3 separate regions of the Mus musculus genome follow, and regions 1 and 3 are each linked to region 2. Evidence: chromatin loops called from intact Hi-C (ENCODE). Cell type or tissue: left cerebral cortex. All regions are shown on one strand.

The links. Hi-C counts contacts between places; a loop is a spot of excess contacts. Peaks named below come from ENCODE experiments on the same cell type or tissue, not always from the same donor. Only the 100,000 strongest peaks of a DNase experiment are listed, where the experiment ranks them.
Region 1: a loop joins it to region 2, with 2.1 times the contacts of the local background. A loop is called at or near these places in 4 of 42 quality-filtered maps.
Region 3: a loop joins it to region 2, with 2.9 times the contacts of the local background. A loop is called at or near these places in 4 of 42 quality-filtered maps.

What each region holds. Positions count from the first base shown.
Region 1 is chr19:7,160,946-7,168,945 of GRCm38, reverse strand. All of the region lies in intron 3 of Macrod1 (mono-ADP ribosylhydrolase 1), which reads right to left. It also overlaps a transcript of Flrt1 not described here. Among named protein-coding and RNA genes, the nearest start is that of Otub1, 41 kb to the left of the region's middle. In left cerebral cortex, no CTCF peak of the experiment used is centred here; DNase peaks (open chromatin) are centred at 2,666, 2,895, 3,849 and 4,537; H3K4me3 peaks cover 2,832 bases; H3K27ac peaks cover 2,339 bases.
Region 2 is chr19:7,079,109-7,087,108 of GRCm38, reverse strand. The region is part of intron 3 of Macrod1 (mono-ADP ribosylhydrolase 1); the gene reads right to left. It also overlaps 5730409K12Rik. Among named protein-coding and RNA genes, the nearest start is that of Flrt1, 23 kb to the left of the region's middle. In left cerebral cortex, a CTCF peak has its summit at 3,069; DNase peaks (open chromatin) are centred at 3,731, 5,004 and 5,097; H3K27ac peaks cover 2,689 bases.
Region 3 is chr19:7,144,304-7,152,303 of GRCm38, reverse strand. All of the region lies in intron 3 of Macrod1 (mono-ADP ribosylhydrolase 1), which reads right to left. It also overlaps a transcript of Flrt1 not described here. Among named protein-coding and RNA genes, the nearest start is that of Gm38621, 25 kb to the right of the region's middle. In left cerebral cortex, no CTCF peak of the experiment used is centred here; DNase peaks (open chromatin) are centred at 2,948, 3,355, 3,676, 3,889 and 2 more places; H3K4me3 peaks cover 83 bases; H3K27ac peaks cover 1,952 bases.

The DNA.
Region 1 (8,000 bases), 82 kb before region 2:
CTGGCCCAGCCTTGCCTGACAACAATGTTGCCAAATCCAGTTATCTCAGCAACTTGTAGGATAGAAGACATCTTAGGATCTTTCCAGACTGTCACATTAGCCATAGGAAGTCTGTGGTGGCCTCATTAGCATAAGAAAGTGGAGGATGGGACAGTGCTGAGGGTCACTGGCCACCACAAATATAGGTGTCAAACTGAAGCTACATCCCCCTAAGAGGGTAAGTAGTGGCTGAGAGGCTGGGGAGAGGAGGCTGCGGGCAGGGCCAGGCTGACCTTGCTGCCCAGTGGGAGGGCCCACTCTGAGCTGCAGGACATTGTTCTGGTTGCTGCCTCCCTCCCAGTGGAGGAGCTGGGGCTTGGCAAACTCAAGGTTGAAGCCACAAAGTGTTCCTGGGTGACTAGCGCTGCCCTCAAAGCTGATTGCCTCCCAGGACCCAGCCCCCAGGACTAACTCTATCCTTCACCATTATCCTGTGTTCTCCTGTAGCCTGTAGCATACAGGGGTTCATCATGTATTTGTGGACTGAACAAACTATATTCACTGCTCTCAAGCTGGCTGTCTCACTGTCCTAGAGTTACAGTCTTTGGTTGATGCCCCACTTCTCTCAGAGTTCCTACATAGTCCATAGGTCCAAGATCCTGCACACCAGCCCGGCTGCCATTATCAGCCTCTTCCACCGCTTCCACACAGTCTTCCTGACTCTGATCCCCAACTCCAGCCAAGAGTTCTTGCTCGGTGGCACCTAGACATTCCCACTATGACATTCATCTCTGCAAAGGGCTCCTGCTGCACCTTCTCCTGCCCCCACACCCCAGGAGAACAGCCACTGTCCCCAGGATGCTCTCTGGTGTCTCAGATGGCTTGGCCCTAGTCTCTGGGGTCGAGTGGAGAATCCTGTTTCAGCTCTTGTCCAGGGGTGACTATGTGCCTTTCTGGAACCCCAGCTTTGCATCCACTGCAGCTTGGTTCACAGTAGTCTCCCTGGTGTCCCAGATGGTACCCAGCACGGTGGACCTCCCCCAGTGTCCCCTGAATCGTGCGCAGGAGCTCCTGCTAAGCCAGTTACAGTTCATCAGCTGGAAGGAACATCACATCACCACTAAAGCCACGATTGTGAAGGGGATATTTTGATATCTAAGTGCGATGTGTCAAGTCAAGCCCATGCATACTACCCACCTCAGTATGAGGCCAGATGCTTGCTTGGCACCAGCCTGGTGCCTGGCATGGGGTGGTAGGGAGGTAAGGGGGGGGGCTTGTTTTAGGAAAGGAGGAAGACACAGAATTTCTGAGGCACATGCTAAGAGACACGATGGAGGAACAGTGGAGATGGAGCCCTGGGGCCTCCGAGTCCATCTGGGGGTCTAGGCAGGCAGGACAGAAATCACAGTTCTGTGAAAATTATAGCCAGCTCTGTCCTGAACCGGCCTGGAAGGGAGCAGGGGAAGGGAAGCTGTTGACGCCACAGGGCGGTGGCATTGTGGGTGATTTTTCCCCCCTTTCCTTTATTGTTGATATAATGCTGTTTGGGCGATAAGTAAAAATTGGGAGGGAAAAAATAGCTGTTCAGTGAATTGAGCACAAACCCAGGGAGGGAAGGAAGGAAGGGAGCTGGGAGGTGAGGAGGAGGTGGGAGGGGCAAAGACTGCGGGGGGAGGGGCAGGGAAGGCAGCCTCAGAGGGGCAGCTTGCCCTCCCTCAGGGGTGACAGTGGGCATCCTGAGCGAAGGTGGCCTGGGAAGAAGTGCAGACTGGTCTGGACTTCTGGAAGGTCCTAGAGTTGGGATGCTGGGGTGGGAGCCGTTGGAGTGGGTCTGCCTGCAGGGAGGGTCTTAGATAGATTATGGAGGTCTAGGGATGGGCCTGGGAACTGTGGGGGAACTCACAGGTGGTCTAAGCAGTATTAGGGACTCACCCAGAGTAGACAGCACCCAAGGGGAAAACTAAGTCTGTAAGGGACCACCCAGCTCTGTCACAAGGTAACAAGGTCTGCACCCGGGGTTTGTGAGGCTGGGCAGAGAGATGTTAGTGTTCCCAAGGCTAAGTCTGGGTACTTTCCCTGCTAAATAACTGTCTAGTCCATCCATCCCCGCGTCCCCAGGGCGCATAGCACAACTTTCCCATTCCATAAACAACGTCTATCAGTCTTGCCTCCATCCACATACCCATTTGTGGGTCTCCTTAACCCTCCAGTAGTCCAGGGGCTAATGCTTCCATTTTATACTTAGGACACATAGGTTTAGGGAGGTTAGCTAAATTGTTCAAAGGGGAGGGGAAGGGGGGGCTGGCATCTGACCCAACCTGCCCTCCTACACATCTGGGTGGGGTCCTACTCAGAGAAAAGCAGAGTTCAGAGAGGTCCTGTGCAGGAGGGGCTGCAAGTGAGGGGGGTGGTGTTGCCTGAGCCGAGAAAGGGGCACCTGGCAAGGAGGGTTACCTGGGCACGCAGAGTAGGTGGGTTCTGTTTGTGAATGAATGTTCGCGTGGACGGATGAATGAATGAATGGATGGACAGATGAATGAGTGGGTGCTGAGAGGATCGATGTAGGGGGAGGAGACGCCCGAGCCAGAAACCCCTTCTCTTGCCATCCTCCTTCTAGCCCTGGAGACTGGTGTTGGGAGCCTCCCTCCCCCTAGTCCCTAGGGGGGGACCAGCTCCCCAACTCGTCCTCCCCCACCCCCATCCCAGACATTTTGGCCGAGGCTAGGAGGAGGGGAACGCACGGACGCCGTTTCTCCCGGGCTGGGCCAGAGTCCCCGCGCGGCGGCGCAGCCTCCCGCTCCGGGTCCCGCCGGCCAGTGCGCAGCGCGGCGCCCCCGCCCCCGCCGCCTCCTCCCCGCCCGCCGCCTCCCTCTCCGCTCCCGCCCTCCCCGCTCCGCGCTGCACGCACAGCCCCGCCGCCGCCGCCGCCGCGAGGGGAGAGGCGGCCGCACAGCCTGCTTCCCCGCGCCCTGAACGCCGCCGCCGCCACCGCCGCTGCCCTCGCCCCGCTGAGCGCACCAGCCCGGGCACACGCACCCCGCCGCCGGGCGCCACCCCGCGCACTCCTCCCGCCGCTCCGCTGGGCAGATGCGCCGCCGCGCGCCCCGCGCCCCGGGCCCGCCACAGAGCTCCGTCGCGCGCCGGGGGCTCCTCTCCCCGGCCCCCCTGGGTGCCCTCCGGCTGGGGCTCCCGCCCGCTCCTTGGAATAACCCCTGAGGCTCCAGCCGCCGCCGCAAAGTTTCCCGAGGAGACCCGCCTCCCCGGCCGCTACGCAGGTAAGGCAAGCTGCGCGGGCCGGGGGTCGGGACGGGGCGCTGGGGCGTGCGGGGCGGGGGCCGTGCTGCACGCATCGGGCCGGATCGCGCCGCCGGAGTCGGTCCGGTGTGGTGGGGGACGTACAGCTTTTGGGATTCGGGGTGTAGGGGGATTGAAAGTCAAGAGCTCAAAGCGGGCGATGCTGGCCGGGCCGCCGGGAGGCGCGGGGTTCGCGGCCCGCGGCCCCTTTCCCTGGAGCGGAGGCTGGAAAGGGCGGGGGCTCGCTTGCAGCCCCAAGCCAAGCATTGGCTGCGCCCGGGGGGGGGTGGCAGCCGGGCCCGCGGGGGGCGCCGGGCAGAGCAGGTCGGTCCCAGCTCCTGCCCCGCACTCGGGAAAAGGAGGGTGAGGGGCGAGCCCGGCGAGGGCAGCGGGCCGGCCCGGCGCCGCGCTCCCGTCCCCACTAGCCGCGTGAGTCACGGTTAGAGCGAGGTTTTATTTTTAAAACGACTTCAAGGGGGGCATAGGCAGCCTCCAACTTCCCTCCCTGCGCGCGCTGTGGACTGGCAGCCTGGTGCCGGCGGGGGCTGAGACTGTGCACCTGGCGGCTGCAAAGGTGGAACGGAGGGACTAGCGAGCTGGGGGCACAGCACAGAATCCCCCACCCCCCAGCTCCCTAGACAAGGAGGCAATAGACCGCGAGCACGCCCCTCCTCGTGGGGATCCGAGGCCCAGGGGCGGAAAGCTGGGGAGCGTTGTTGCCCAGCTGCAGGGAGCCGTGGTTGATCAGAGCTCTCTGAGGAGGACAAAGTTGTGAAGCAGCGACATCAGGGAGCTGCTCCAGGCTTCCTGGGGCCCCCGGGAGGGCTTCCAGGCTCTCCCGGGCATATGGTTAAGAGAGAACACAGCTCAGCTGGGGTGTGCCAGGCCCTGGAGGCCCAAGTGAGAGGTCTGATGTGAATAAATAAAGCCAAGGCAAGGGAACAGAGGTGAGGGGTGACAAGGTCCAGCCTTGCTTCACCTCCGTTCTTGCATCCTTTGGGGGATGGAGACCAGCCCCACCCTTTTTCAACCCTAGGTAGCTTAGGAGTTGGGGGGGGGAGGCTGTCTGGGTGGGAGAGTGGGTGTAGGCAAAGGAGGACCTAAGACCTCTGACTCTCTTGGCAGAGGGATGTGGGTTGGGGCTCCCCTCCCTGCAAGCACGGGGGAAGGCGGCTGCACACAGGGGCTCCAGGCTCAGGTTTCTGGAGTTGAAAGCCAACTGCGTGTCTTCCTGCCAGCCCCAGGAGGAGAGGCACAAACATCACCTGTCAGCTGGTGCCTGCCGTGGGCGATTGCTCAGGGCTTCCTCCGAAGGTTTAAAATGGAAATGGCCCAGGCTGCCAGGGCCAGTGCCTGGGAAGAGATGCTGCCTGGGGGTGGGGGGGTGGTTGGATATGAGGGTCCCTGGGAGGTCTGAGGGTAGGGAGAGCTGAGGTCGACTGGGCTACAGGCCAGGTGGGAAGTGGGAAGTGAGACAGTCTTGCTTTTTGAGTGTATGGAGGGGGGATGTCGGGGGGGGGGGGGAGTGGAGAAACTAGGTATACACATCCCACCTTGGTTCTCAGAAAGATTATAGGCAAAACCTCCCCTGAAGAGTGGAAGCCAGACAGGCCAGGCTCAGAAGCCCACAGGCAGAGATGATGGCCAGCCTGACTTGGCTTAGTCCATGCAGCTAGTCTGATGGGGGTCCATCCATCAGACTCTACCTTGCTAGTCCTCCCTCTGTGTGCCTCAGTGTTTCTGTCCTGTTATAGCTGGCCTGCTATAACTACTCCCTGGACCTTAGTTGGAGAACAGGGACTGCTGTGTAAATGCATGTGCACTTGCTACAGGTCTTTAATGGCTCTGCTCTTTGGCTCAGGGGTCTGTAAGGGCAGAGGCTCTCTGTAGAGATAGTGGCAGGTTAAGGGGTCAGATTCCTCCATGCAACTAGCGGCATGTGGGCCTTTAGCAACTGTGTCTCTCTCAGAGTCCTGTGGAAACCCCTGGGAGATCCACTCAGGCTGTTTAAGAGGAGGTCGTAGAGGCCGGAGGGCCATCTCTGTATCATTTCACCTGCTGGCAGGCTGCACAGGCAAGGTTTTAGGGTTTTAGCCTGGAGACTCAGCTCTGTAAGTCTCCACTGAAACCTAGTGGCCTAGCCTCTGCTACCTGCCCCAGGTCTGTAGCCTCCCTTCTGGGAACCCGCCTGCCTGTCAAGGATCTTAAACCCATGACTTATGGGGAGGGGTGAGTTTCAAGCCTGAAAATGAGAGAGCAGGGCAGGACAGTCTGCCAAAAGACTGGGAAAAAGGTGTTGGTGTAGAGTTGGCTGGAGAGGGACCGGAGGCCCCGGTGGACCAGACTCCTCAGGTGTCTCAGAGATAGAGAGGCAGACCTTGAGATGGCTGCTGCTGTGGCTGCTGTAAAAAAAAAAGCAGATGCTTGGCAGGGCGTGGTGGTGCATGCCTTTGATCGCAAAACTCGGGAGGTAGAGACTCATGAATCAATGAGATGGAGGCCAGCCTGGTCTACAAAGAGAATTTTGGGACATCCAGGGCTACATGGAGAAGCCCCCCCCCCCCAAAAAAAAAGAAAGAAAGAAAGAAAGAAAGAAAGAAAAGAAAAGAAAAAAGAAAAAGGTAGCCACTCTGCTTTGGTGCAGGGGGCCCTGACACCTCCATCAGGCCTGCAAAGTGGCCTCGTCGTGGAGGCGGAGCTTGGGGGGGGGGTTGGTAGGGGACTGCGCCAGGAGGTATTCTACCGAGCTGGCTCATCTTAGGATCTGGAAATGACATTAAACATCTTGTCAGCCCGGTGGTGGTGGTGGTGGCGGCGCTCGCCTTTAATCCCAGCACTTGGGAGGCAGAGGCAGGCGGATTTTGTAGCCTGGTCTACAAAGTGAGTTCCAAGACAGCCAGGGCTATACAGAGAAACCCTGTCTGGGGGGGGGGGGATCTTGTCATCCAGTGGGTCATATTTTGGGGACCTAGGTGGTTCCTGGGAAGGACTCCTTTGCCTGGCCAGCTGGCCTTCAGCAAGCCTGACCTTTGTGGGCCTGGGCTCCCTCACCTGGGAAGTGGGGCAGCCACCATGAGGTGAACCCTGGAAGTCTCCAGCAGAGTCCATGCCTAGCAGTGTGGGTCCCTTGCAGTCTACTCCCACCTTCGCTGTGTACTTACTTCTTAGGCCTGGGGGAAGCAGGCAGGACTGCTAAGGTCCCCTACCTCAGTCACTAGTGCCTCCTGATGTCAGGGCTCTCTATACCAGTACTTCCTGGTCCAAGTGACAGTGGGAAGATCCAAGACTTGAGGAGTTTCAAAGTTCAGGCCCATCATGAGCTGTGACATATGTGAGTGTGGGCATGGCTGAGGGTCCTGAGGTAAGGAGACTTTGCCAGTCTTAGCCTCTCAGCAGGGAGAGCACAGGGCTGTGGAAGGGTGGGGGTAGTATGACCCTCAGCTCTGGCTGTTGCTCTTGAAGCTTGGCACTCTATGTGACTATATGGGCCTGGGATGGCATATAGTCATTTGCTGTATGGTAGGGGTCACCCTGTACTGGTGAGGGCTTGGGAGAGGCAGACTGGCCAGGATGGACAAAGGAAACAACAGTTCTTCTACCATGCTTCCTACCCCCCCCCCCCCCCCCCGCTGGCTTGGTGTTCCCTGGCAGCAGCTGGACTGCTGAGGGTCCGGGAGGCTGTGTCTGCAGACCTGTGTTTGCCTGTGTGCTGGGTAGATCTTGTTTGTGCACTTGCCTTTGGCCCCTAGAGCCCATCTGCTCCCCAGGGTCAGTCACTCTGTAGATGATGTCAGGATTCTGGGGCTTCCACTTGCTCCGTGGAAGGTATTTGTTGGATTCTCCACAGCCCTGGCTCTGGAATCCCACCGTGGGTGTGTCCTCAGTCAGTAGAGGCTGAGGTGGTAAGCATGGGGAGAGGGCTTAGAAGAGGTCCCAGGGGAGGGGACTTGAGAATATGACACCTCCATCCCTCAGTTCCTATACCCTTCTTTCCAGCTCATTCCTTTATTTGTTCATTCACTTAGGAGGATTGAGACTAGCCAGGCATAGCCTTGGGCTCTTGAACAAGAGTCCAGAACAAAAGTATTCCTGTCCCAGCACTCAGGAGGCAGAGGCAAGCAGAGCTCTGTGAGTCGGTTGGAGGCCAGCCTGGTCTACATAGCTAGTGTCAGGCCAGCCAAGAGCCACATAGTGAAACTCTTCTTATAAAAAAAAAAAAAAAAAAAGGAAACCAAAAGGCTGTCCTCAGGCTAAGCTCCATGGAGCAGGCCTAGTCCTAGCATTTGGGAGACTGAGTCAGAAAGGTTGCAGAAAATTCCAGGCAGCGTGGGCTACATAGTTCAAGGTCAGCCAGGGCTACCCAGGGAGCCCCTGTCTCAAAACAGTGATAACAACACTGGCAGCTGGCAGCCAAGTGTGGGGTCAGACCTCAATCATACACCAGGGTGAGTCACGAGGAGGGATAGGAATGAGAAACTTATGGGCAAAAGAACTCAGGGCTATCCTAAAACCCCTTGGCAGAGAACCTCAGGTATTTGCACGGGGACTGGAATGGATGGCTTGTCTTCTTGACCTTCCCTTCTGGGGATACCCAGGCTGGCCCATTTGGGTTTCCTCTACTGAAAGCCGTGGATGCATTTGCACAGTGATAGGCTATCCAGGGCCTGCTGGGCTTATTCGTGACTAGGGCAGTGGCCGTGATACAGAGTTAAGGCAGCTGGTGATAA
Region 2 (8,000 bases):
AAGCCAAAACAAGACAACTAAAAAGAATCTGTAATGACCAGGAAAGGGGGCTTGGAACAGGGGGGACAGCTCAGCAGAAGCTTAAGTCAGCCATGTAGGGCAGCCCCCTGACACGTGCAGACGTGGGGAGGGTCTTCACTGGAAGAGTTATTAATAAAAGCTGAGGATTATTCCCTAAGAGGCTCTGGCATCCACGTGGGCACCCAGATAAGAGCAGAACTGCCCAGCCTGGCATTTGGGAGCATGTGCTTGCCCCACCGGTGACCCTCGCATTCAGCCCCTGAAGATGTCCCTTGTTCCCTGCTCATGCCCACCACATCCACAATGTCAGGGTCTCTCACATGGGGGGGGGAGAGAGAAGAAATTATTTTCACGAGAACAGCAGCAATTCCTTCGAAGTTTAAGATAAAGCGAGAACTCATTACTCCTCCTTAGATCTGCTCTCACATCTCAGGGGGGGTTAATGAGTTTCCCCTTATATTCCAAGGAAGCAGTTGTTTCTCCACGGGCCTTGGTGGCTGGTAGCCCCTGCAGAGATGACCTTGGGTACTCTGGCCCCACAGATGCCTCTCCTGTCCTCCATTGACTTCACCTCCCATCGTGCTAGGGGCAGGAACTGATCAAGGGGGAACACTCCATCGGGCAGCACTCAACATGACTTTTAGGGGCCAGATCAAGGTGGGTGGATTCTGAGTTCTAAGGAGATGCTTGGGTGTTTCGGAGGGCTGCCTCCCATTCTCTCCTGAGGTAGCTTTCTTTTCTGAGGCTGCTGTGGAGACTTCCTAGAAAATGGCTAGCCAGCCAGTTAGGCAGAGAGTTATTGAGGGCCTACTATGTGCTAGGGCTAGGGATACAGTCTTCCCTTCCTAGAAGCAGGGTGCTGGGGATTCTTAAGGAGTGAGGTAGGGAAGCCCTGGCTGGGCTGGGAGACCCCTAAGGAGGCAGGTTCCCATTGAAGGCGTTTCTGCAGATGGAGATGGAGAGTTTGGCCCCATTCACCACCTGAGGCAAGAACGGGAGACAAGTTCAGTTCTGGTCTCTTCTGAACGGGGCTGGCACTGCCAAGCTGCCCCCGCCCCGACTACTCCTTGGAGAATTCCCTGGCAGGCTCTGCCTTATCTCGAGTCCCCAAACCCCAACCCAGCCCACAGTCTGCTGACTGTACTCCACAGCACAGTGACACCTAGGACAACACCCCAAACCTAAAGGGGCTCAAAGCTCCCCAAGGCAGGGAAGAGGGTTGCGTTCTCAAGCGGTTCCCAGACCAACTGCTAACAGAAGCTCAAGAGAAGGGCTGCTGGTCACCACCAGCCAATCAGCCCAAGGCCTCATCTTTCCCAAAGAAGTCACTGAACCGCTTATCACTCTAGGATGGGGGCTGGTGTCCAGTAAGGACCGAATGGCACACAGGCAGGTGGATCTCTTGAGTTGGAGGACCGCCTGGTCTACAGTGTGAGTTTCAGGACAGCCAGGACTAGACAGAGAAACCCTGTCTCAAAAAAGAAGAGAAGGAGAAGGAGCAGAGCCAGAGCCAGAGCCAGAATGGCTGCCTTGCAGCCAAGGGCAACCCAAGGTCCTGAACTCCTGTGTAACGCTCCCTGCTCCACTGTTTGGTTCGACGCTAAACTAAAAGTTCTCATTTCAAGTCTCTTGCCCTCATCCTCCTAACACTGGATTCTAGAACCTTCCCTTCCCCTGCTCCTTCTTCCTAGACAGGGAGACCTACCTGGTTTCCCTGGATTGTGGCATCCCTGGACATATGGCATCCAAACCTATGAAAGTCCCAACACCCCAAGCCACCGCCCCATGACCATGTCCTGTGGTGGACTCCTAGCACCCTGTTTAGGAAAGCCCTGACCCATCGGAGGCCACTCCCCTATCCATGAAACAATGTAGGTATTTCTGGTACTGCTGGTCTACTTTAAGCAAGTCCAAACCATCTGTGCTCCCCAAGCCATGCCCCAGCCGCCTCCCTGCCCTCTTCCGCCCATGTCAATTCTCAGTGCTGACACAGCCAACTCCCCTTGGCCTCTGTGTCCTGCCTCTCCAAAGGACCCACTATTCCTGCAGCAAAGTAAATAGGCTCTCTCCGCGCTAACTGACAGCGCAAATGAAATCTTGCGCTCCCCCCCTCAGAGATTTACAGGGGAAGTGAAATCTTATTTGCACCGCTGCCAAGCCGGGGCCGCGATGAAATTATGCCTCGAGAAGAGACCCGGCCGGTTCCTCGCGGAAGCTGCTGCATCAGAGATGGGCTTATTAAAAGCCACGGTGGCCACATTTCAACCTGTTTCAGGTGTTAAGTAATTTACTGCCACCCAGAATTCAGTGACAGGTTTTTATCATTTTTATTTCCATGATGCAGGCAGATACCCCAAGAGACCCCTGCTTAGTGTGCCTCCCACCTCCCCCACCCTGGCACACCAGTGGGAAACGGGGTGAGAGTACAACCACAGTGGCATCAGATAGCCCTACTCCCCCCAGGGCATCACCAAGGCTCAGCATTACTGGAAGGGGAAGGAAGCATCTAAGAGCACCTCACACACAGTCAGGTCCCATCCATCCCCAGAGCCCTCAGGAGGCTCTCTGAAGGCCGCAGGAGCATTGGCTGCATTGGCCCTTTCTGTCTCAAGCCAGCACACGATCAACTGGTCTTTGCTGAGCAACTGTTGTGTGTCAGTCTTTGCTTGGCCAGAGCACATAGCTGCCAAGGGGCCCCCGTGTCACATAGGGTCACTTTCTACCCATTACTATCCAATAAATATTCCTGATAGTTAATGAAAACCTCTGGGCTGGGGATGTGGCTTGGTTGGTAGAGTGCTTGCCCAGCGTTTACAAAGCCCTGGGTTCAATCCCCAGAACTGCATAAATGGGAGTGTAGATGCATCTGTGATCCCACTCGGGAGGAGGAAGCAGAGGAGTTGGGAGTTCAGGGTCCTTCTCAGCCACATACAGAGCTCTAGGCTACCCTCGACTACATGAGATCCTGCCTCCAAGGTAATAGTAATTTAAGTAAATATTCCTGGGCGGAGACGCTTCGTGGTAAGGCGTTTGTTTAAATGAGCAAAGCCCTGGGCTCAATCCCCAGTAAAAGGAAAATGCCATTGGTGTCCACCAGTCTTCCTGTGGAGACTCTGAGAGAGAGGGTTGGGGAGGCAGAACCCAACCACACCAGTCATCTGTTCCCTCCCCGTCATCCACCGGACCTCTCCAGGCCAGAGCAGCCGGTATAGGAGGACCTCAGCCCCTCACTGTCCTGGAGAACATCCAGTTTTTCCCCTTCAACCTCCCTGTACTGGTGGGGAATGCAGGGGCTCCTGTGTTCCAAGGAGAACAGGGATCAAAGGAGCACCGGGTGGGAAGCAGCCCCGTGTGTGTCCCCTGTCTCAGTGTGCTGGGTGAGGACTATTTGATGCCTGCAGGCTGTGGGGGATTAGGCCTATTACAGAGGCTCGGAGGTTTATCCAATGCCTTTTCCAACGCCCCCTTTCTCCACCTGTTTTCATATACTCCAAGAAGACCAAGGGGAATCTTCAAAGTCCAGACTGAGCCAAGAGCAGAAATTCTTTAATTAGCTTTCTCTTGGATTGGGGCCCTGGCGAATGGATTAGTCATGGTGGGGGGCAGGAGGAAGGGATCCGAGTCCTCTTTAAAGCGGAGATTACAAGCCTGAGGTGAAGGACCCTGGGGGCGGTCTCTGGGGACAGGAAGGCTCCCGAGTGGGCCCTCCCCAGCCAGCAGCTCCCGGAGAGTTGGCAGATGGAAGCGCCAGCAAAAGGATGGAGGCATTCTCTCCTGAGCCCTGCTGTCTTCAGGAGGCTGGTGTGAGAGACTTCTGACGTAGCCCAGGCTGTGTGCCTGAGCCTCCTAATGAGTGTGTGCCTCTTCCCCATGTGACCATTCAGATTTCTAACTTCATAATTAGAGGGGATTTCCTAAAGGGGCACCCATCTGTGAGAGGCAAAGCAGCAGGCCTGATGGTGCCAGGCGCCTGGCATCTGTCACCATGTGTCACCACATCACACCCCCAAGGCAGCGTGACACAGTTGCTGTGCTTATTCTCACTATAAGCAGGTGCCTTTCGTGTTGTTGATCTGTTTTGTTTTTGAGATGGAGTCTCATATATCCCAGGCTGGCCTCAAACTCAATAAAGTAGCAGCAGCTGGCCTTGAACTCCTGATCTTGCTGCATCTTCCCGAGTACTGAGTCCCAGGGGTGCACTACCACGCCTAGTTTATCCTTGCAGTACTAAGGATCGAACTCAGGACTTAACCTATGCTAGGTAAGCACTCTACCAACTGAACTACGGCCCCAGCCCTTATTCCTGTTCTAAAAGGGGTGCGGTTCCACCCCTAGCCTTGTATAAACCAGGAGTGGAAGTGTCTGTCTGTGATTTACTCAGTAGGGGGAAGCAGGAGAATCAGAAATCCAGGGTCATCCTCAGCTACATACAGAATGCTAGACCAGTCCTATCTAAAAAGACATAACTAATCTTCATAATATTATTATTATTGGCCCCAGGTTCTGCAGCTTGCTCAAGGCCTCAGTAATTGACGTTGACTCAGGAGACAGCTATTGAAGCAGGTGTCTCCCATGGACCTGAACTCTGGCCCATAGGAAGCCTTTCCACCACCATAACTTAGTGCCTGTGTTATGGCCCAGGCAGAAGTTAGAGTTGGGTACCAGTTAGAGGTAGCGGCGTTGAAATGGCCCCATGCCCTTCACGTGAGAGAGGAAGGTGGCATCTGCCACAGTCTGAGGCTCTAAGGAGAAGCCTGGCTGGAGGCTAGGGTCACAGATGTGGGTGAGCTAAGAGAAGGGGGTTTGGTCTCAGGCTCTGTCTGAGCTCCAGGCTGGCAGCTCCCAAGCCCCGACTCTTCCACTGGCTTCTTTTTAAGGAGGTGTACCACACACCAGGTGGGTGGGTGGAAGATGATTCAAGTACAACAGATCCAGATTCCCCAGGACTGCCCATGGGAAGTGTGGGCTCCCCCATCAAGAGGAGCTCCACTGTGGCCAGGCCATGCTAGGCTCTACAGAGGACTCTGTAGGATGGGCTGGCAAGAAAAGGCACTGCCACCTGCCACCAGCTTTCTAGTGTGGTACAGAGGGATAAGCCACTTCTTCAGACTACCCACACACATAACACATGACTGTGTCACACTCTGGAGTATGCTGTATGGATCTTGTTTCCCATGATCCTCCACTGTAGCTCTGGCACCCCATGGAGCTGCTGGAGAAACAGGTCATAGCTGAATATGCAACTCACAAGAGAACATCTGACTCAGGTTAAGGGAAGTCCGTGTAGGACCTGGGAGACATTCAACGTAAGCCAGAAAGAAGTAGATACAAGAGTGCTCCTAGCCAGGGGAATGGCCCGTGTCAGAGCTGGAGGTGGGAGAGAATGTGCAGTCATAAAACCATCACGGCATGGCACACTGCAGTCCCTGACCTCAGGAAGCAACAGGATCAGATGTTCACGGTCAACATAGTGAGTCAGTTCTAAGCCAGCGTGGCTACATGAGAGCTTGTTTGAAAGGAAGAAAGGAAGGGAGGAAGGAGGGAGGGAAGTAAGGAGGGAGGGAGGGAGGAAGGAGGGAGGGAGGAAGGAGGGAAGGAAGATGAATTCTCTAGCTGTCTGTAATGGAGAGGACTAGAGAGAAGAGAGACAGAAAGAAGCAGGAATAGCTGGCAATGGCTTATAGCTACAGTCCCAGCAATCGAAAAAACCTGAGAATTGCCGCACATTTGAAGCCAACCTGAGCTACACAGTAAATCCAGGCCTAGCTGGGCTACAGAGTGAGAGCCTTTCTCAAAAACCAAGAACAGGGAGGGGGGCGTGGTGGCTCACGCCTTTAATCCCAGCACTCAGGAGGCAGAGGCAGGCGGGTTTCTGAGTTCGAGGCCAGCCTGGTCTACAAAGTGAGTTCCAGGACAGCCAGGGCTATACAGAGAAACCCTGTCTCGAAAAAAAACAAAAACAAACAAGAAAACCAAGAACACCACAGGCCAACAATGTAGTGGCAAACCTCTAATGCTGGCGCTTGGGAAGCAGAAGCAGAAGGATATCTGTGAGTTGGAGGCCAACCTGGCCTGGTCTATGTACTGAGCTCTAGGCCAGCCAGAACACACCCTGAGACTTGTCTCAAAATCAGAACAAAGCAGAGGAACCCGACTCATCCAACTCAAGGCCTGCTACATCCCACGTCCCTGAGTTAGCAGTGCTCCCCTGGTAAGCCGAAACCCAGAAGCAGCAACCATGCCCTTGAGGTAAGTCCTGGCCCAGAAGGACACTGGCCACAGCCCAGGAACAAGTAGGAGCTGGGGGTGGGGGTGGGGGTGGGGGTGGGGGTGGGGGTAGTTGAGTGGATAGGAACAAGCAGTTGTGGCGCTGATTCATACAAAAAGAAATGTTTGTTTTCAGACATGAAGACATGCATTAGTGAGCACCTACTATGTGCTGGTGTGAGCCATGAGTGGAGCATCACAGCTATTTCCCGAGACTGTGCCACACCTGCTTAAGTGGGTGTTCCCACAGCCATCTCCTTGGTGGGCGAAGAATGATGCTCTTTGTTTCAATTAGCCTTTTCTTGATTGCTGGCAAAATTCCGCCTCTCTTCACTTGTTTACTGGCCATTTGTTTTCCTCCTACCGGGAATCGGCAGTCCCCATCTTCCACACATTTTTCTTCTGGACTCGAAGTTTCCTTTTGCATATTCAGAGAGGAGTAGAGAAGCAGCCTTCTCCCAGGATGGGGAGAACATGGGAACCTCTCTGGGAGGGTCCTGGGTCCCAGAAACAGAGCCTGGGACCAACCCCCAGCCCCCTTCTCTTAGCTCACCCACACACATACCCCTAGCCTTCAGCCAGGCTTCTCTTCTTAGAGCCTCAGACTGCGGCAGATGCCACCTTCCTCTCTCACATGGAGGACATGGGGCCATTTCAACCCAGATACCTCTAACTGGTACCCAGCTCTAACTTCTACCAGGGAGAGTGTCCCTGCTGGATCTCCATCTCTGCCTAGCTCCTAACTCTGCCAGAAGATAAGGGGCTTTCTGCAGGTGGAGGCCCCGCCAGGCCTACATCTTGCATGGCAAGGGCTTATTTGTTGCTTACTGAAAAGGCTCACTGCCAGTGGCTGGCTGGATATCCTGGGTGGCGCTCAGTGGGAGCAGCAGAAACTGGGCATTAAGGATAGAGAGGTTTGCATGGCCCCAGGGACCAACTGACAAAAGGGGCCAGGTCCCAGGCCTCAGGGAAACACCAGAACTAGAATCCCTCCCCATGGTCTGGAGCACGCCTTCCAGCCCCTCTCCAGCTGCAGCAGTCCCTGAAGAGTGACCCTCACACGGGGGACGGGGGACTTACACACCAGCTCTGCCCCATCCTCGGCCTCCTGACCTTTCAGGCCCAGAAGCACCTCTGCTGTTTATTTTTACTCCAGGGCTTCCCATATTTCAGTGGACAAATAACGCAGGCCATAAAACTGATTTCCAAAGCCCGTAAAGGCAATAACATTTAGGGAGACAGGAAAAATTAAGCCTCCTCCCTTCTCCGAGTAATGACTGCCGAGAGTCCTCAGAGGACATTCTGCAGCTGCAGGCGCTCAGGCTGAGCTGCACAAGTCCCTGCCCAGTTGGTAAATGGGGGCTCACACATGCTTCTGGGTCCACAGCAGCCACAGAACCTCTGTGCTCCTGCTTCCTTCTTCTCTGGCTCTGCACATCCCCAAGAACCATCAGAAGCTGCCTGGCACCCTGGGCCACCCCCACACCCTGTCTCCCACTGAGCTCCCTACTGAGGCCTGAGGCTGGCCCAGTGGCAGGCCTACACGTTACAGCACGAGCTCTCTAACCCCTGGGAGAACAGGGGCACCTGTGTGCTCACTCACACCTTCAGTGGGCCTGGATCATGAGGTGTACTGCCAGCTCCCATCACTCCTCAAAAACTGTCACCAAGTGGCATCCAGCACAAACAACATGGCTACTATGGGCCTTTCC
Region 3 (8,000 bases), 65 kb before region 2:
GAGCTCAGCTCTTTTGACTAAAGATAATGGAAACTGGGACTCCAAAGGTTCCCAGTGGGATCCTGCTACAGCACTAGGAGTATTCCTGCTAGAGCTCACCGTAGCTCCACCCAGCTGCCTGCCAGACAGGCACAGTGAGGTTAGCCCCAGCCCTCCTATGGCAGTTGGCAGTCCCTCCTGGCCTGTTAAGTGTTACTGGCTGCAACCTGCCTGTTCTGGGTTCCATTATGATGCTTCTGTTCTGGACTCCTAACTGCAGTTGAGCAGCGCTGCAATGAGTCACGGTGGGCTTCCAATTCTGCCTACTGAGGGAAGGGAGAGGGCCCTACCTAAAGGTTAGCATGCTGGGGTTTCCCTAGGATCTCCCTGGCCAGACACAAAGAGCTATGGCTGAATCTGTGGTCCCAAGAGAGCACGGAGGCCAGGAGTGGGTGCAATGCACCTATTCAACTCTGGCTTCCTCAGTCACTCTTCCGCTCATCAAGAGGAGATCTGCTTGCTGGCTTGGAGGTTACCCTTTTAATTAAGCCAATTAATTAGTGCCTTTAATGAAGCAGATTAACCAGGCCAGGCTCTGCAAATGGGGTGGGAGTGGGGAGTTGTCGCAGCCTGTACTTTCCTGAAGGTCTTGCTTGGGAGGCAGCTGCTAGGCCAAGCCTTCTTTGGAGTGTTTGAAGTCAGCATTGGCCAGGGATGGCTTTGTGTCCCCCATGGAATATGGCTAGGAACCCAGGCCTGGGGGGGGGGGTCAAGGAAGGTCTGAGTCTGCAGGGTTAAGTGCAGCGCAGACACTTTGGCTCAGATGGTTGGATCGGGAGCTGGGAGCAGGAGCAGGAGGCAGATGGGACCGCTGCAGAGCTGGCTCTGTGGGTTCCTCAGCACGTGGGACTGCCTAGGGAGGTGACTGAAGCCCCCACCTTCTCCTCTTTTCCTTGTTCTGGGTCTTCTAGGTCTTGGCTACTTCCACCCCAGCAGGGACAGAGAGAGGCCTGTAACCCTGTGGCCAAGGCAACCAGAGCCCCTTGCCTGCAGGAGTTTGCGTTTGTTCAAGGTCATTTGGGTTCTATGACAGAGCTGAGGTACAAGACTATGTTCCTATCTCTGTTTTCCTTCCACCCACCTCTGCTGGCATAGTCGGCTCCCCTCCAGCAGAGCCAGGCACTTCCATCTCCACCCTGCGTGTTCTCTGTGCCAGATGCTCTGTGGGGGCACCCTGCCCTGTGGGGCACCCTGCCCTGTGGGGCACCCTGCCCTGTGGGGGCACCCTGCTCTGTGGGGCACCCTGCTCTGTGGGGGCTCCGTGCCCTGTGGGACTCCCTGCCCTGTGGGGCACCCTGCCCTGTGGGGCACCCTGCCCTGGGGGGCACCCTGCCCTGGGGGGCACCCTGCCCTGTGGGGCACCCTGCTCTGTGGGGCATCCTGCCCTGTGGGGCACCCTGCCCTGTGGGGCTCCCTGCTCTGTGGGGCACCCTGCCCTGTGGGGCACCCTGCCCTGTGGGGCACCCTGCTCTGTGGGGCACCCTGCTCTGTGGGGCATCCTGCCCTGTGGGGCACCCTGCCCTGTGGGGCTCCCTGCTCTGTGGGGCACACTGCTCTGGGGGGCTCCCTGCTCTGTGGGGCTCCCTGCTCTGTGGGGCTCCCTGCTCTGTGGGGCTCCCTGCCCTGTGATCCTCATATATGGCTGACTTCTCTCCAGTGAGTTCAGGTTTAGGAAGGGAGGGTTGCATCCTTGTGACAAAGAGAAGTTGTCACCTTAGTCTGTGAATGTGAATGGGAAACCCAGATCCACATTTCTGAGTCCCCCTATGTCCCCCAAGGACAGGGAAGGCCCAGTACTAGCCAGGGCCAGGGAAGGAACACTGCTGATGGAGGAAGAACTATGGTCCAGGAAAGAAGGCCACACCACCCTCAGAGATGTCTTTATGTCTCCCAGGGGCGCAGAGGACAGATCAAAGCCTGCTTCAGGATGCACTAAGCCATGGCAGAGACAGTTGGCTCAAGCCATGACAGGAGAGATTTAGGTTAGACAGAGGAGGAACTGCCTGACAAGGAGGATTATTAACAAGTTTGCAAAGGCAGGATGTGTCCCTCCCCCAGGACAGCAAGCGCTGGCCTGTGATGCGGCTCTGAGCTCTTTGGAAACACAGTTCTATAAATCCAAGCTGCGCTTCCAGTAAATATCAACAGGGTGGGGGTGGGGTTCCCTGGAACATGCTGTCAGCAGCCCTTACCCCTTTTAATTTCCTCTGTGCTTCAGGCACCTGGCAGGATGCGTTCAGCTGGTGGGCTCTGTCTACACCAGTGCAAGCCCCAGTTTCGGGGTCTCGGTTTTCTCCCGTGTTAAATGGTTCCAGCATTCCTTGGGTAGAGAGAATCACACCCCTCGACTCTCAGAGAAGGCCAGTCCCCTCCCTCTTGTTGCCACTCTGACCAGCTGTCTTGGTTCTTGCTTGTACCCCAACAGAGCCTGCCCCTCCTTGCCATGACAGAATCATTTTGTCAGCCATCTTTCTCTGATGTGGCCACCACCTTGGGTGGCATTGTCCAACCAGTCTCTAGGGCCTGTTAGTATTCCTTATTAACAGAGGTTAGCCGAGGTCACTGCTTAGTGGAGAGTGTGTGCTTAGCAGGTGTCAGGCTGTGATTCTCAGCATCCCCTAAAACAACCAGCTAAACTTTGGCTACATCCAAAGTATCCCTGCATCCCCAGCCAGTCTCCGCCTCACACTGACCTGTGTGTCCTGAGAGCAGCCTGGGGACTTAACTGGTCCCAAGTCTGCGGTCCCCATCGTAACTTGCCTGAGAGCCAGCCTGGCTGAGGCACTTTCAGAGGGCAGAGCGTGTGTGTGGGTGAAGGGTAGCTGGCAGCTTTGCCTTTGATTTACCTCAAGAGGGACTCTGCGGGGTGGGTGGAATGAGCACCAGTCACCCTGGGACACCTCTTTAAATACCAGCTGGAGGCAGCTGGGTTCTGGGTGGGTGGAGTTGCCCTTCATCAAGCAGGCACCCCCCCCTCACACCCCTGACACATACAGGCATGTTGCACAGGTCAGGAGTCGGGTGGGTGCAAGAGAGGGGGCAGCTTCTGGCTCAGCAGCTCTGGCCCTGTGGGACTAAGGAGAGCACGGGTTAGGGCCCTGGGCATGTGAAGTTTTGGCTGTCCATTGTCTCCTTCACCCCCCTGAGGCAGTGAGCTCTGATAAAGCCTCATCCCTGGCTTCCACTCTCCAGGGCCTGGCTCGTTAAACTAAAGCACCCATCTGTGTGTGGATGGACACATGGACAGATGACGGTCACAGATGGAGCGCCAGTTGGCTGTCTGGCTCCTCCATACTGCCTCCATTTCCCCTGGGCAGAGAGAGAATAGGAGATGCTCAGGCCCCTCTGGAGTGCAGCTCTTAGCACTAGTTCTGGCTAGTAACTGTTGAATGTGCCACAGTCCCTCAGGGTGACTGAGGCAGGCTGGCAAGGCAGGGTGGGACAGAGGCCATGCTGGCATTTGCTAACAGCTGTGTGTGCAAAGCTCTCTGAGGCTCTGATGAGGGATCTGCTGTCAGACCTCTGGCCCAGGCCTCTGGTCCCCAGAGTGTCTCTGGAACTGGAGCACAATTTGTCGGATTTGTCCTGGCCGTGGGATGGGTTGGCAGAGAGCTGGGCATGGGATCCAGAGTCTAACTCAGCCCCCGCGGCATAATGGGGCTGTGTGGTTGGACCTCAGCACACGCTGCTTCCTGTCTTTGAGGCTGTCTGGCAAACTTCCCAGGGGTCCTTACCTGCCTGGGCATCTTCCCTGTGATCTACTGTCCCTCCCTGCTTCCTCTTGCCCAGCTATGATTCTTTGTTGGAATGAGGGAGGGCCTCCCTTCTCGTGGAAATTCACACCCACATCCTCACCAAGCCGTCTGTGGGATGAGGCTGGTGGGGGCAGGGGAGCAGCTGTGGAAACAGGAGGCTCTGCTTGAGAGGGACAGAAGGATGGATAGACGGAACCCTGGTCCATCTGGAGATGACAGCTCAGGGCCCAAGTGGGCAGCCAGTCCTGTCTCTCATGCATTCCAACCCCATGCCCTAGAGGGCCAGAGTCTGGGTGATACCAGACAGCTTGGCTGGCACTCACCAGGGACAGCTGAGAACCCAGAAAGGGCACGATGCCAATCCTGGGGGCTCTGTGGTATGGGGTGGGGTCTGACAAGTGGCAGAACTGTTCCTTTCACATACGGTTCCTTCCACTATTAAACAGATCAGACTTATTGCCCTAGGCTCTGGGCTGGCTGGTCTCCACTTGACAGACACTCTGGAAGGACACTTCTCCTCACCCAGCATCCTAACCCAGCCTTTTGACCCCTGTTCTGTGACCTCAGGGGCCAGCTGTAAAATGGCCACCCACAAACCTCCAAGCAAAGTGTTACTCTGTTTAGTATGAGTTCCAGATGGCTCTGGTGGGGCTCTGAGCCACTCTGAATAATTTGTTTTCTTTTATGGTACCAAGGATAGACCACTGAGAAGTCTTAAGGCTACCCTGGGCCTGTAGCCTAGAAGGTTAGGAGAGAGGGCGGCTTTGGGGTAAGCTTAGCTGGGTGCTAAATTCAGGCGTGGGGACGGCAGTTCAAGAGCAGGTAAGCAGGCTGTGGGGATGGTAGGACCTCTCGTTGGCCCTGTCTGTGCACAGCTCGTTAGGGGCTGCCGAACCCACTCAGGTAGAATGAAAACCTGTGAGAGTAAGCGGCATACTGCCACGTTTATCTCATTTTCTCGGACATAGGATGCCAGGCCAGCTCCACCCCTCAGAGAGCCCTGGCTGGGAAGGAAGCTGAGCAACAAGAACAAGAAATAGCAGTACTCCATAGCTGAATAAGTCACGTCGGCTCTTCATGCAGAAAAAGGAGGGATGACATCCGGAGGCAGTCTGGACCTAAAATCCAGGACTTGTGTCTCCTAGGAGGTCAAGTTCAGAGGAGTGGGCTGTGAGGTCTTCAGGGACTCCACTCTGCCTCTCTGTCCACAGAGAAGGAGATTTTCCCATAAAGCAGCACAGGACAGAGACAGGAGATGGACAGGGACCGTGGGTTGTGAGCATGTGTTCGACACAGCTCAGCTAATCTCATCATCCTATAGGCAGTTGCGTGCGGCCCTCCTTTTACAAATGTGGAAACCAGAACACTTATGGGAGAAGCCATGGGATTTGAACTTAGACGGGACCGACCCTAAAGCACAGCGCCTGCCATTGTCTGGGCCGAAGCTCAGAAGCCAGTGCTACCGGCCCCCAGCTCCCATCCAGACACACCCTAGGCTCAGCACTTCTGGGACTTGTGTCCCTCAGCCATCTGTGAGCCACCAAGTACCACACAGCGTAATCTTGTAATACTGACTGCGTTATGTACAATTGAAAACCCATTACAGTCCTATTTTCCTAATATATGACACCCTATCGCAGCCCCCAGTGACTGCATTTCCCAGATAGATGCTGGAGTGTTGTCCACGCACAAAATTATTATCAGTCCTTTCTCTCGGCTGCGGGGAGAGCTGAGCAGGCATGTGAACAGGGTGCCCTATTCCTTCTGGCTTCAGAGGACACCTGTGGCTGACACCTGGGAGGGGGCAGTGTCAGGTCAAGCCTTCCCTGGAGAGTCGCCCCAGACCGCTGGAAGGGGCAGCAGATTCCTCAGTCTGGAGATACACTGAGGGCACTGGGGAGGGGCAGTGGAGGAGCTGGCAGCTGCTTGGTGTAGCGGGCACGGCCCTGCAATTGGGCAGCCTGTTCCTAGATAAGGCCGGTGACAGTGAGAAGCTTCCCGCTCCGTGCCGGCCACGGCCGCTCATTTTCTGCACTCAGAGCCCACAATGCCAATTACCCTGCCTCCTGCTCGCCAGCAGCGGCTTTTGGGGCAGCTAGATGAGTCCTCGGACATCAGTGGGGCTGGGGTGCTCTCTGCAGGGTGGGAGGACGCAGAGAAGAGAGCTGGGGTGGGCAGGACCCACGATGGAGTGGCTCCCAGACTCAACCTGGGTGCAGCCAAGGCGGATTATGTTATGTGGACCTTAGGTTATGTGGACCTAAGACACTCTGGGAAGACCCCATTTTCTTACCTGCCTCTACTACCCAGAGAAGGTTTTCGTGTTTGCGAAGTGACTGAGGAGCTGGCCTGGCCCTCCACCCCGCCCCTTCCCATGGCTTAAGGACAAGCTCATGTTTTTCAGTGGGGCAAACTGAGGTTCATGGTGCAGAGCTGGTACTAAGAGGGCAGGTTAACTTGTGGCCCTTTTTACCTGTTCTGCTGTATCAGAGGTTGGGGAAATGGGTGGCCTGGCCCGTGAGGGTCATGGGACATGGCAGTAAGGGTGCTACCTGGTGCGCCCCTTACTGCAGAGATATCTTGCCCGTCTCAGCTCCACTGAAGGTGGATGACTGTGTCCCCAACTTGTATTAGGTGCGCACATTAGGAAGATAGGGCGTGGCTAAGCGGCTGGGCTTTGCGCTATCTGTAGGGATGGTAGATGGAGCTGTCCCAGGGTAGGAGGCTACACAGGGCAGGGTGGTCTCACCTGCTTTGTGGGGACATCCCAGGCCTTTCCACAGGCCAACCCTGAGTACTCAGAGACCCTAGGCCTCCCCTGACAAGCTGCTTACGCTCCCTGTCACCCAGCATTGGGGACCTGAACTCAGGGCTTTGTGTAGAGCAGACAGGAGCTCTACCACTGAGCCACATTCCTGGCCTGGAACTTCCACCTGTACTTGGGGGAACAGGTAGCATCAAGGCTGTGACCACAGGGAAAGTGGTACGAGACCTTATGCAGCCTGGGCTGGCCTCAGACTTGCTATACTGATAAGGCTCGTCTTTCACTTCCAATCCTCAGCCTCCCACTGTGGTGATTATGGGCTTGTATTACTATGCCCAGATAATGGTGTCCTGGGATCACACTTAAGGGTCTTGTGCATGCATGTCAAGAACTAAATTAGCTACATTTCCAGCCTGTCCCCTCAAATCTGGATGTATTCGGTCTCCAAAGGTCTCAGGTAGTCATTTTGAGGACCTCAGGGGTTTCGACAGGAGACACTCCCTTCCAGGTGCAGATTGGTTGCTGTGATCCAACAGGAAAGAGCCCTTGATGCCAAAGGGTGGGGTCAGCTGTGTGGGACACTGGGCGGGGCACGGGAGAAGATGTGTCTGGGGTGCCCTGGTCACTGCCTATGGGAGAGGACAGTGCAGGAGACTAGGGGCTCCCTCCCATATGGCCGGGGTGAAGTGGGGTAGAGCAGAAACATCTCCCTAAGGGGCAACTAACAGACCAATTAAGCTGCCAATAAAAAATTTAATCAAGTAATAATGCACCTTACTCTGTTTAATTAGTGTTCTGTCAAGTGAATGAATATTTAAGGCTTGGGCGCTGGTGCCAGCATCTGCCCAGCGGGCAGACCTGACAGCTTCCCACTTGGGCATTGATCACTGACACCACGGTCCAGGGCCCCAGAGTACAGGGGGTGCTAGGAGCAGCCAGATCTGTGCCTCAATGTCTTTGTCTGTAAAATGGGAGGAAGGACTTCAGCCCAATGCATGTTTTGCCTTTCCTAGAAAAACATCAGAATAGCTGGGTGTGGAAGTACATGTCTATAACCCTGTATCCCCAGACTTTGGGAGGGTGGAGCCCGAGGATAAAGGAGTTCAAGGTCATCTTCAGTTACAAATGGAGTTCAAGGTTGATGTGTTATTTAGCTCTTACCTCAATACTTTTCCCCTCCAGAAAACCGAAGGACTTGAACTCTAGACCCCAAGTTAAGTACAGAAAGCATTTGGGGTCTGGGGACTCCATTGTGCTGCCTGTACCCCACAACACCAAACCCTCCCAGAGTACCTAGCACCTGACAACTAATGCTGTGCGTGCCAGGTTTTCCTGGGTGCTAGAAACTGGCATCTTAAGACTGAGTGACCTGGGACAAGGGCTGTCTGCGCTTCCATTTAGTTCGTTTGTTGATTGTCCGTTCATTCGTTCGTTCTTTCGTT